3 separate regions of the Homo sapiens genome follow, and all the other regions are linked to region 1. Evidence: chromatin contacts called from ENCODE Hi-C data. All regions are on one chromosome and are shown on one strand. Each heading gives the region's core, a stretch centred on a gene start or an enhancer-like site at or near the end of the contact. The rest is flanking DNA. Distances are from core to core; before and after follow the strand shown. Region 1 holds the start of UGT8 (UDP glycosyltransferase 8). Region 2 overlaps ARSJ (arylsulfatase family member J). Region 3 overlaps CAMK2D (calcium/calmodulin dependent protein kinase II delta).

What was found. A loop is a pair of places that touch in the nucleus more often than their neighbours do. Pooled maps may share reads with other maps.
Region 2: a map of breast epithelium shows a loop between it and region 1 (18-fold over the local background). The contact joins the enhancer-like site here to the promoter of UGT8 in region 1. A Hi-C loop is called at or near these places in 1 of 168 maps with a recorded cell type or tissue (breast epithelium), 5 of 37 single-sample maps with no recorded cell type and 2 of 50 pooled maps.
Region 3: a map with no recorded cell type shows a loop between it and region 1 (9-fold over the local background). The contact joins the enhancer-like site here to the promoter of UGT8 in region 1. A Hi-C loop is called at or near these places in 11 of 37 single-sample maps with no recorded cell type and 5 of 50 pooled maps.

What each region holds. Positions count from the first base shown.
Region 1 is chr4:114,596,038-114,600,076 of GRCh38, reverse strand. UGT8 (UDP glycosyltransferase 8) reads right to left here and starts at 1,270. Exons shown (of 6, transcript NM_001128174.3): 1 at 1,103-1,270.
Region 2 is chr4:113,949,742-113,953,728 of GRCh38, reverse strand. All of the region lies in intron 1 of ARSJ (arylsulfatase family member J), which reads left to right. Among named protein-coding and RNA genes, the nearest start is that of ARSJ, 28 kb to the left of the region's middle. Within about 2 kb of position 2,226, at least 2 of the 41 ENCODE cell types and tissues checked have a DNase peak (open chromatin) inside an H3K27ac peak, as active enhancers do.
Region 3 is chr4:113,682,361-113,686,511 of GRCh38, reverse strand. All of the region lies in intron 2 of CAMK2D (calcium/calmodulin dependent protein kinase II delta), which reads left to right. Among named protein-coding and RNA genes, the nearest start is that of CAMK2D, 77 kb to the left of the region's middle. Within about 2 kb of position 1,596, at least 23 of the 41 ENCODE cell types and tissues checked have a DNase peak (open chromatin) inside an H3K27ac peak, as active enhancers do.

The DNA of each region.
Region 1 (4,039 bases), core at 21-2,520:
CTCAGAACTCTCTCAGAAGTTCTCTACCTTCTCTCCTCTCCCCGCCTAGATGCTGAAAGGTGATGGGAACTCGCGGTACAGGTACAGAGGCTATTCCTTTCCTAAGGAAGTGCTGCACAATGGCAGGTTTACCGTACTCAATTTTATAAACCCTCAATTAAACCAGAAAGCTTGTATATAGAGATTGGGTACCCCGCCCACCTCCTCAGATTGTCCTTTTGCCCCGACGCACTGCATCTACTTGCACTCTCCGATGCGGTTTGCCTCCTTCAAATCCAAAACACACATACCAGGCTCCCTCGCCGCTCCTCCAGTCCATGGAAGGCGCCCTTCTTTTTGCCAGCAGCGCGTCCTTCTCTCCCCGCCCGCAGGCGCTCACCTCTTCTCTAATCCCGGGGGCCCGCACAGGCTTCTCTAATGCAAGGGCACCCCGTACCATTCCCAAATCGGCGCGGGGACCCGTGAAACCCTGCCACCACTGTACACTGTCCATTGTCGAGAGTCGCGCGGGCACGCGGAAACGGCGGGCCCCGAAAAGTCTCAGCGAGCTTGTACAGCCCCAAGACATTCCCCACCCCCAACACATCCCGCTCTTGTTCCTCCTTAGGGGGAAGACGGAGTAAAGGGGAGTTGAAGAGGTCCCGAAGCTCCTCCTGGTCCCCCACCTCCATCCCTGCCCTGGCAGCTGGCTCTGGCCTCTGGGCTCCGCGGTGCCCATCCCTTCAGGGGTCAAGTACAAGGTCCTCGGCCGAATCGCCTCCCCGTTATACCCTCCCTCTGCCTTGAGCGCACAAACGCGAGAGAACCCTCGAACGGATGCCATATGGCAGAAACAGGATCGCGGGCGCTATGAGGGGCCAGCCTAAAAAGATCTCCTTCACACCCCCTCAACCCCTAGCCTTTCTCCCTACCCCGCCAACCCCCACTAACCACTTCTAACTTCCTCAGCCCAACCCTGTCTGTGCTTTCTAATTCCCACCCCCCCGCCCCTGGACAGCAGCCATTCGCCCGGCACTCACCTCAGGGAGCAAACAACGCCCCTCTCCTCCACCCAGACCGCCCCCCCTTCCGCCCTCTGGAACGGCGTGGTCCCTCCGCTCACCTCGTCTCTTGGCTGCCCCGCGCGAGTTTGAGTGTGTGTCTGCCGCGTAATTGTATCCGGGACAGAAGGGACCTGTGTTTGTGCGCTGAATCAGGTGTCGCCGCCTTCGGTGGTTCGGGGGCGTAAGGGAGGCTTCGGAGTTAGCGTGTTGGCTAAGGAGGGCTCTCTGGGTTCACAGTTGATAGCAATGCTTTAACCGTGTCCTCCCTCGGGTCCTCAGCGCGCCTGCTCGTCCGCAGCTCCCAGCGGGCGGCCAGGCCCCCCGCCCCCCAGCCGCGCCCCGCCCTGCGTGCGGCGAGCAGAGTCGGAGCGCGCCGCTGCCCTTCCGCACTTGGCTCAGCGGGGCACGACACGGGCCGCCACGCGCTCAGCCTAGCATCACTCGCCTCTGACTGCGAGCGCCTCCAGCTCCCCGGGCTGGGGCATGGATGCAGACGCGCCTTCGTACCACGCGCTCGCAGGCTGGGCAAGGGGCAGCGCGTTGGGATCCGGCCAGTCGTCCGCTGAGCGAGGTTGGCTTGCAGGCTGGGACTTTTCGCGAGCCCTCTGGGCGCTCGAGTTGCGAACTCTGACAACGGCACGTGGCCCCGCCCACTCTTCCCTCTTTGCGAGGCGTGTCCCGCGCCCTTTCTGCCACCACCCACGTAGTCCCTGTGCCCGCCTTTTATCATCAAGGCGGCTCAGTGAGCTCTGCGTGTTGATGTCGCGCCTTTTCTCATCTTCCTGCCTTTCCTGCCTCACTTCTGCTGAATCCATTCAAAAGTTATACTTGGGCAAGTGGGTGGAGGAGTTAGGAAAATTAAAAGAGGGATGCTTAGGTGAGCAGGTACCTGCACTGCCGCCAACCCAGGCTTCAATTCTGGCTCTCTTGTAGCGGAAAGCCTTAAAAAACGCGAGTTTGGGGATCCTGAAAAAAAGTAAATAGGGTTGCTGGGCTGAATAACATCCCTCCTCTCAGGCTCCTGCTGAAAGGGCCATTCATGATTTGCCTGGTTGAGCCTGTGGCGACTTTATTCTGACGAATCTGCCTTTGCCAGCAGCATAACCTTGCCAAGTTGGCGTCTTGACCAGCAAGCAACTGTGCCCAAGGAAGCCTCTCTGTGGTGCCTCAGACCTGAGAGGCCGAGTGCCTTTGAGCGCCTGAGGTAGATTGTGAGTTTCATGAAAACCGAGAAAGTCTAAGTGTGCATGTGCGTAAGATATTTTATATATATATATCTCATATATATATGAGATATGTCTATATAACGTGGACTGAATTGTTTATTGTTTATGTTTCGTGTCGAGCATAAATTCCAGAAGCTAAGATGCTTCCATAGCACACAAACGTTATGCGTTTAAACGTTGGAAATCAAAAATGCCATGTCAGGTCATTCTGTCCTTGTTCCAAAGTGAGATTCAGAAATAGGTTGGGATTTTCTGCCCTTAGATAAGAAAACGGAAATTATATTTTACTGTATATGTTATCAGTTAATGATAAATTAAAAAACTAATATACACTGCTGTTATTGTAAAATCCATATGCTCAAGAATGTTCATGGATGGAGAGATCTTCAAATGCCATTTCAAAAAAGAAAATGCACTTTTCTTCTTTGCAGATTAGGAATTTGAACATATTCCCTGTGCAAAATGCAGGGAATATTTTCACAGCCTTTGTACCTGATTACCATACTCTCTATTTATTTCTTATTTAAATTGCACTAGAAAACCTAAAGTAAATGAAATGTAACATAATAAAGAAAAGAGAATTTAGACATTTACTTTAAAAGCTTTATTTCTCAAAGGTCAAGCTTCAGTTTCAAGCTACTGTTTGATGATGCATATGTAAATTCTTGGTAAAAACTTGATCATTAGCAATTAAAACAACTTTTTTCTTTTATTATATAAAAATGTTTAAAATTGTTTCACCACATCCTTGTCCTTAAAATGGTGTAAACTGACCATTGTGTAAGGTTTTTGTCAGATTTTTGGATAGAAAAGGAGTATATATTATGTGTAGATATGTCCATGTTTATTGTTTCTCTAATCTATCTATTTTTGTCCACATTAAATACTGATTATTGAATTTCTCACAGCTCTACACAGTAAGGGTGTTCCATAATGTAAAACAAGTTTATTCAATCATCATATGAATAGTTGAAATACACTTTTGGAGTTTGAAATGATAAAAGCAAGAAATCAGTGAGGTTCATTTCACCGCCCCACCCCACTTTTCCTTTTTTTAATGCTCCCACCTTTAATTGTTAACATTATTGGCTAAGTGGTTGAATAAATGAATAATGAAAACATTTGCTACTTCTCTTTAAGGAAGGATGCATATTTTCCATATTTAATGTATCCTTCAAGCTCCCATTCAGATTAAACAAGATTCTCCCTATCATCTTTAGTTTATAGAATGTTGAATGGGACAGCATAGCCTGCAGTGAGAAAGTTTCAGCCAATGTGGAGTATGGTATTAAAATTCCCTCATTATTTCTGTGGACTATATATATCAGTATTCTCAATTGTTATTTTTTTCAGAAATACTTGTTATAATTATTCACCCCATATAACTTTATTGGAAAATATAAACAACCATATGTGAGATATTATATAAGTTTTGTAATCATTCACCATTAACTCTGGGATCAGACTTCCTAGAATTTGAAGAAGAAATTAATGAAATCAAACGTAACTTAATAGTAGTAGTAATAGAAATTTTAAAATCCTCTTAAAGTTTCTGCAAAGTGTGATCCCTGCCCCCTTACACTCAAGTTAAAGGAGAATGTTAACAGCCTGTCCTGTCTCTGTGGACAGTGGACCTTATCTATACTCCCCAACTCCAAATTACTCAAGTTTATTACAGGCCAGCAAGCTCCTGCACAGCTGCAGTCACAAGACCAATAAGTTTAGGTTGCAAGACATGTTTTTCTCAAGATGTAAGAAATGTTGTAATGC
Region 2 (3,987 bases), core at 977-3,476, 650 kb after region 1:
GCTTTACAGATGCTAAAACTGAAAATTCTTTTACCCCCTATAAACATTTGCTGCCTTAACTACTTAATATGCATTTTTACCAGATAGATCTGGTGCCATGTTTATGTGGCCAGTATTTCGGCCAAGAGGTGCAGATCCTATTGGAAATTCAAATCCTATTGGAAATTCAAATCCTATTGGAAATTCAAATTGTCACTGAGAATTTTCACTGTACTAAGTTTGTATCCATTACATATAACTTTTAAAAAGCCATACATTATGTTTACAAAGTATTCATTTGCCTTGACTTTAAAGAAAATGAAATGTATTAATAGGATATATTTTGTTTGCATGGTCCTAAAAAAGCAGAATGAACTTCAAATCTGTGAAGGACTGATGAAATTTGATTACAGAAAATAGAAGCCTATGATAAGTGAGAAGATGTGTCCACTCACCGCAAATTCTAAGACAGAAGGCCTTAGAGTTGAGGAGAAGATTGCTCCAAGCTTTTCCACAGCTCTCTTCCCAGAGTTCTAATTATTGAATCAGAATACGGTATTGTCCAGTCTTTCAGCATAGTGAGTACATGCCTTGCAGCTCAACTAATCTCTGTTGAGATCCCAGTTTTGCCACTTAAATTTCTTAAATCCTGTTCTTCAGTTTCCTTTTTGTGAAATGGGGAAAATATTACTTTCCAAAGCTTGTTCCAAGAATGGGAGATAATATTGGTTCATTGCTAGATATATAGTAGACAGTCAATAAATTGTAACGATTATTGCTGAATTGATATAATTTTGATCTTAGCTTGGACTGCAGATTTCAACCATGACACTAAGACTCCTGCTTCAAGGTCATTTTCTGGCATTGATATCAAACTTCCTAAAAACCTTGTCATTGATGTGTCTTCCAACTGAGTGCTGACTGGCTGATCTGTCTTGATTGCGTCCCAGCTCTATCTCTGTTCTTATGTGAACCATATCTAAAGTGGAATTTCGGGGTAAACCTGAGAGTAGCCTCTTCTACAGAGGTTTAGCCTTCTCCAGCCTATCGTTCTCTTGGTCCTTCTAACCAGGGGTCGACCATTCCTGTACCTAGTTCTCAGCCCTCTATTTCCCTCTAGTGACTGCTTTCAGCATTACCTCACCCAAGCGTTTAACCTTGTATTAAAGCGCTTGGTTTCATGGGTTAACAGACTGTAGGAACAGTTCGCTAAATTGAGAACCCAGAGTGCATTACATTACATGCCATATTTTAAATATTGATATGCGTATGAAAATATTTTAAAGCATTCATTGAAGACTCATAAAAAGCAAGGATATGGAAGACTAGTATCTCAATGTCAAAAAAGAGAGAAGTCTGGATTTTAGAAATAAAACTAATTAATAGGTTGACTGTGGTTCCCTGATTTTAAAAAATCAAGTTGGCTGGGAAGTTGGTTTTTATTCAGTAAGTTACTACAGGAATTGGTGATTATTAGAAGTGGTCTTAAATTGTTTGAAAATAATTCAAGCCCAAAATATATCACTTAAATTTCTTGCAGTGGTGCCAGCTACTTGAGAGGCTGAGATGAGAGGATTGCTTGAGGCCAGGAGTTTAAGGCTGCGGTACACTATGAATGCACCTGTGAATGGTCACTGCACTCCAGCTTGGGCAATATAGTGAGACCCTGTCTCTTAAAAAATGAAAAAGAAAAGTAAATTTCTTCCAGCATGCAAAATCCGGGGAGGTTATACATATGCTATGTCTCAGTTTCAACAAGCCTTGTAGAAAAGACAATCCTTTTAATCAGAAAAAAAATAAACTGAATGATAAGTAAAAAGTTGAACGTGACATTAAAAAGGGAATTGAGTAACAAATCAAAGTTAACCTAAGGGCAGTTATTCAATAACAATTTATAAGGCTTTGTTCTGAGTTAGTTCTGTCCCCTCAAACTCTTAAACGCATGATTCAGATGAAGACACATATTTACCAGAATTAACAGGAGGGATAGCTAACATATTGAAGGACAAAATTAAGTATCTTCTAGATCTTTAAAGAGCAGGAAGAATGAGAGAAGGCGTCAAGAAACAAAACATTCTCTCTGTAGATTCATAAAATAAACTCCTCTTCTACGAGAGAGGACAACTGGCTTAAGAACAGTGAATATAGAAAAAAGAAATAACTTGGGGTTTTAGCTGCCTGCAAGTTCACCGTGTGCCAACAGTATGACGTGCTGCCAAATAAGCTCGTGTGAGTCTTAATAAAGTGTCGACTTCAGATCAAGAAAGGGAGTAGTCCCATTGAACTTTACACTGTCCAGACCACATCTGAAGGATTATGTTCAATTCAAAGTGCCAGATTGTAAGAGGGACACTGACACACTGAAGTGTGTGCCAAGGAGATCTGGCAACCAGAGAGCATGAGGATTGGCTGAAATAACTGAAACAACTCAGAAACGTGGTAACTGTCTTCACATATTTGAAGAACATTAACATAGAAGAGATTCCAGATTTGTTAAGATTCCAGACAAGAAGAGCCTGGATTAATCCAAATGAGAACCTTATATTAGTAAACTCTTCAGAAATAAAATGAGCTGTCTGGTGAGATATTGAACTTCCCCATATTGGAAGCATTTTTGACAGCTGTACTACTAAGTAACAAGTATGGGCCTTTATAGCTGTACTGCCCTGGGTTTCTAATGCCTTCTCATAAATCTTTATCTTTTATGATTCTGGTTTCTATTTGTTTCTTCAAGCATTTTTAAAACTTCCATTTATTTCCCTTTATTCCCAATCCTTTCTCCCAATTCTTAGTCTTGGGCAGTGTTGGCAGTGTTTGGTGCCATAAACAGAACAACAGGACACCACGTCAGTATACCAGTGCTTCAACTGTATGCAAATTTCTTTAAGAATAGGGTGCTGCCTCATAACAAACTCCAGAGAAAATAATTCCCATTCTTATGCCTAGTCACGGTATAATCAGGAAAGCATACGCTCTTAATGTGCAAGACTTAATAGCTATAAAAATAAAGAGAATACAGTCACTTTAGCATAAGTTTAAGGGGCTGATGTGTAATATTTTAATATTCACATTACAAAACCAAACAGAATTTATATACTTCCAGAATTTGCAGGCCTTTTGAAGCAAAATTACTATCTCTCCCCTCTTCCTCTCCCTCTCTTTCTTCCCTTTCCCTCATCTTATATTCACCCTTTTTCCCTCTTTCTCTCTCTTTCAAGATTTGTCTCACAACTGTTGGATAATGTTTCTCAGTGAATAGTTCAATGTCCCTTTCCCATGCTTCTCTTGAGCTGTTTCCTCATTACCAAACCAAACCTACTGCCAGCTCCAGGGCTCATCTGGATGGGGCTTCCTACATCTGCTATGCTAGGAATAGCTTTTCCCTTCACCAGCCAGTCATAAAGCAATGATGAGGTTGCAGCAGAGGCAGGTATTAGGGGAGCATAAAAGGAAGGGGGAGGGTTAGAATAGGACTATTCTTTCTTTTCTATGATGGATTTCCTTCAGGGCAGCTCTGGGCAGCTGAAATCACTTCAAAGGGAGGGAAAAGGAGAAGCTGTTCTTTCAGAAACAGGTTTCTCCTTTCAGACAGTCCCACATTATTAGGGCCGTGTAATCACTTTTCAGTACATTTTATTAGAACTTCATTTTATTTCCCGAGAACCATATAGCTTACATCTGTATAGCATCTATTTCTATGAACCCCCAGAGCCTGGGCTTCTACAGTGTCTGCCTCCATTTCCAGATTAAAAGTTGGGGGGAAACTAGAGGAAAGAACATCTCCAACACCTCTTTTATGTCCACCAAAGAGCTTTTAAAATTAAGGGGAAGACAAACTGTGTGCCATAGCAATGCTCTTCTACTTCTCAAGGGTGTTCCAAGACATAAGGATCTAACAAAATATACTTGGAGTGGAGTACAGATCGCAAAAGTGCATTAACAGTGAAGAGATCATCAGTTTTCACTCTTTTTGCCTTCATTTCTTCATATTCAGATGACACTAATATA
Region 3 (4,151 bases), core at 347-2,846, 910 kb after region 1:
TAAAGAAATGTTTGAATTATTATGGCAATTAGAAGGGTACCTTACTTAAGATTTTGAGAGTTTTGTTGCTAGCAAAGCAGAGAAATAAAAAGTTAATTACTTTTGTAAGGGAAAACTTGGGAATATAGGTATGTCCCTGTACCTTTTCAGATATGTAAACAATATTTAGGTATTTTTACAGAGAATTGAGAAAAAGTACAGGCACTGACACTACTACAACCATAGTAGAAGACACTACTACAAAGATAGTAAAGGACAACTTTCTATGTAGATAAATATCAGTTATTTGGAGTTTATTATCTGAAAATATTTTGATAATTTCTTCCCATTTCTTTCAAGATAAAAATTAAGTTTTAATAGCAGATATCTTGCTTAGAATCAAGTACATTTTAGTGACTTGGCATTTATTCATTATTCGTTTATTTAGTTTATCACTTTTTTTTTTTTTTGAGACAGAATCTCTTTCTGTTGCCCAGGCTGGAGTGCAAGGCATGATCACGGCTCACTGCAATCTCCGCCTCCCAGGTTCAAGCAATTTTCATGCCTCAGCCTCCCGAGTAGCTGGGATTACAGGCATGCGCCACCACATCCAGATAATTTTGTATTTTTAGTAGAGACGGGGGTTTCACCATGTTGGTCAAGCTGGTCTTGAACTCCTGACCTCAAGTGATCCACCTACCTCAGCCTCCCAAAGTGCCAGGATTACAGGCATGAGCCACCGTGCCTGGCCCTTGCTTGTAGACTTTCATTCTCTGGTTCCATACTCCACAATATTATCAGCCCTATCTCTCAAAAATAGCATTGGTTATATTATAGCATCAATTAATTACATTGACATAAAATTAAAATGTCTCTACTTGTCACTTCTTGTAATATTACCTAATTTTGTTTTTCTCTAATTTTTCATAATTTATACACCTAATTTATTACCTTTCACGGGCTCATGTGTTTCCTATTTAAAGTCTGAAATGTGGCCAGGTGCAGTGGCTCATGCCTGTAATCCCAACACTTTGGGAGGCTGAGTTGGGAGGATCACTTGAAGCCAGGAGTTCAAGACCATCCTGGGCAACATGGTGAAACCCCATCTCTACCAAAAAATATGAAAATTACCAAGTGTTGTGGCGCACGCCTATAGTTCCAGCTACTTGGGAGGCTGAGGTGGGAGGATTGCTTGAGCCCTGGGAGGCAGAGGCTGCAGTGAGCAGAGATCGCGCCACTCCACTCCAGCCTGGGTGACAGAGTAAGACCTTGTCTAAAAAAAAAAAAAAAAAAGAAGTCTGAAATGTAAGTCATTTGTATCTGTTCAAATGATATAAGGTGGTATCAAGCATTCTTACACATGATGGTGGTCTTAGAAAATCATTTAGAGGATGCTAGGAGAAAAATTGAGCTGCCATCTGGAGAGGCTGCTGGATTGGCGACTCCCTCCTATCATTGGTTTACTCTCTCCAGGTGCCTTACTAAAGAGAATCAACAAAGAGAGAAGGACTTTGCTCAGTACCTTCTGCCTTAGAGGCCTGTCTGGTCATCTGCTGCCAGCTCTTTCCAGGGAGAGATGAGGAGCAGCAGGCCTGTGCTCTCAAGCCCTCAGGGAATGCACTGCCTCCAGTGGGACAGAGTGGAGCTGTTGCTTGTGTCATTGCTGCAGCACATTATTTGAAACTGACCTCAAGACTTGGATTTGCTCAGTTTATTTTTAGAAGTAATGACAGTATAGCACTTTGAGGCCTGAATGTTATTTCTAGACAAGAGTAATACTGTTTTTCTGAGAAGTAGAATTTCAGGATTTCAAATGGATTTTTTGGTAAATATTTCTGAAGCTTTTCCAGTAACTGAGACTTTCTGGGCAGAAAGGCAAGATGGGACATAGTGTGCATCCTCTGTTCTTGCTGACCTCAGTATCTCAGAGTGTGACTAGACGCTGTTACCGAGCAGCTGCATAGTCATCTTCTTCCCTTGTTCTGAGCAAGTCCTCTGTTACACAAAGAAGAAAAAAGCAATCATTCTTTTCAGTCATTTACCTTCCAACTTACTAAATTTGAAATTATAATTATACATACAGTACATACAAGGTTGTCTGTAGGGAGTATATTTGTTTTTATGTCTTATATTCTGGCATGTATATGAGTTTGCCTAAGAGATTTGGAGATACATACACATGCATACATACATGTGTCTGACTTTTTATGTAAATATATTTTGTATGACGTGTTAATTTATATGATACATGGCTATCCAATGTGGTTATCTCTACAAAGAAATGTACTCACAGATGCATTTAATTTTTACAGATACAATTTTCATTAGCTTTCTAACTGAAGTCCCTGCCTGTAGACTTTCATTCTCTGGTTCCATTGTGTACTCCACAGTGTCATCAACCCTGATTTTCAAAAACAGCATTCATAGCCAGCAGTTTTGTCTTGCTTCCTATATGCCAGGCACTGTTCTAACTTTTTATATATAAATCTCTCAACAATTCCATGAGGTAGGTGCTGTTAACATCCTCATTTTACAAAAGAAGAAACTGAGGTACAGAGAGGTCAAAAAGCTCACTCTAGGTCAGAAACAATCCTAAGTGGTAAAGTCAGTCTGAACCCAGGCAGTCTAACTCTAAAATCTATACTCTTAACTACTATATTGTGTTGCACACAGAATCTGGTTCCTCGTGCCTCTGATCAAAACCGATATTTCCTGCAGCAGAAAATCTTAACATATTAGCACAGGATTAATTTGTTAGCTTTTTATGTTTTTCCCTGCTCACATTTGAGGTTGTTATCCACAGACAAGTATATCAAACTATTGCTGTTCTCCAAACCTTCCAGATAGTTTTCTGACTCTGTGATGTTAATCATGCTATTCCTTTTATCTGAAATTTACTTCATCTTTTTCTACCCAGAAAACGCCTATTTATTCTTCAAAGCCCATATCAGCCTTCACAACTCTTTTATGCATTGTTGTAAAATTGTATTTTCTCTCATCTGTGTTTCCGTAGCACTTAATAAGTAACTCCGGTTTTGGTGCTTCTTTCATTGTATGGTGGTGTTTATTTGCCCTTAAGTGTCATGTGCTCTTCATTGGGAGTACCATCTCCCCTCTGCTGATTTCATTCAACTGTCTAGTAACCAGATTCACCTCTCAGCCATGTTCCTGTATCATCAGTGCTGCTCTGCGGTGCCCTGTCTGGTTTTCAGTCACAGTTTCCTGTGCAGGTGGTGGAGGATTTTGAAATGCTTGAAACTGAACCATTACACCCACTTGAGATAGTTTCTTTTGTCTGTGTATGATAGGAGGTGGGTGGGGAAAAATAAGTGCACACAGCCTATTACCTGGAGTTGAGATCACCAATTAAATGTCATGAATAGGGTAAGATAACACATATTAGTTGTGTTTAAAATATTTTGCTCCTTAGATTTTTATTCACTCTTCACTTTAATTTAGAAAGGCAGTTTTCAGATGTTGGATGAGCATTGACTAATTTCCAAATACCTTTTTATTTGTTTTCTGCATTATAGATCATGTGACTCAAATGTATTTAGGGTAGCTAGCAGATGATTGAACATGATGAAACTATGAGTCTTTTATTTATCTAAGTAAAGCAGTGAATGCAGATGGGTTTATTATAGTCATAGGGCCCCATGTACTTTAGTCCTTATTTCATCCAGCAAAACTTCGATGACTAATTTTGACTTCAATTGAGGAATATTTTATTTAAAACATTTGCTTAGAATAATAGTCATTGTAAAGGAACACTTTTCATGTGTTTACTGAACCAAATGCTAAGATGATACAATTCCTAATTTTAAATAAGATAAATATCAAATTATAGGTTTTTGCATAATTTTAGTAAAATAGATGTGAGAAAGATTGGAGATTATGTGAGGATTCTAGGTACTTAAGTTGGAGTAGAGGAGAAAGAAGGAAGAAATGGCCTACTCATAATTGCATTACAGTTTTTTTCAGTCTTGAACAGAAGTTGAAGTCTGAATGGTACTGAAGTAAATGAGAGATTCAAATCCAAAAGAAGAAAAAGTCCTCATTATAAATTTTGGAAATGCATAAAAATGGTGAATGATAATATTCTGATATTTGAAAAAATAAATAAAGCTACATTTTAAAATTTAATTTATAAAAGTCTGAGTGACTTTTTAATA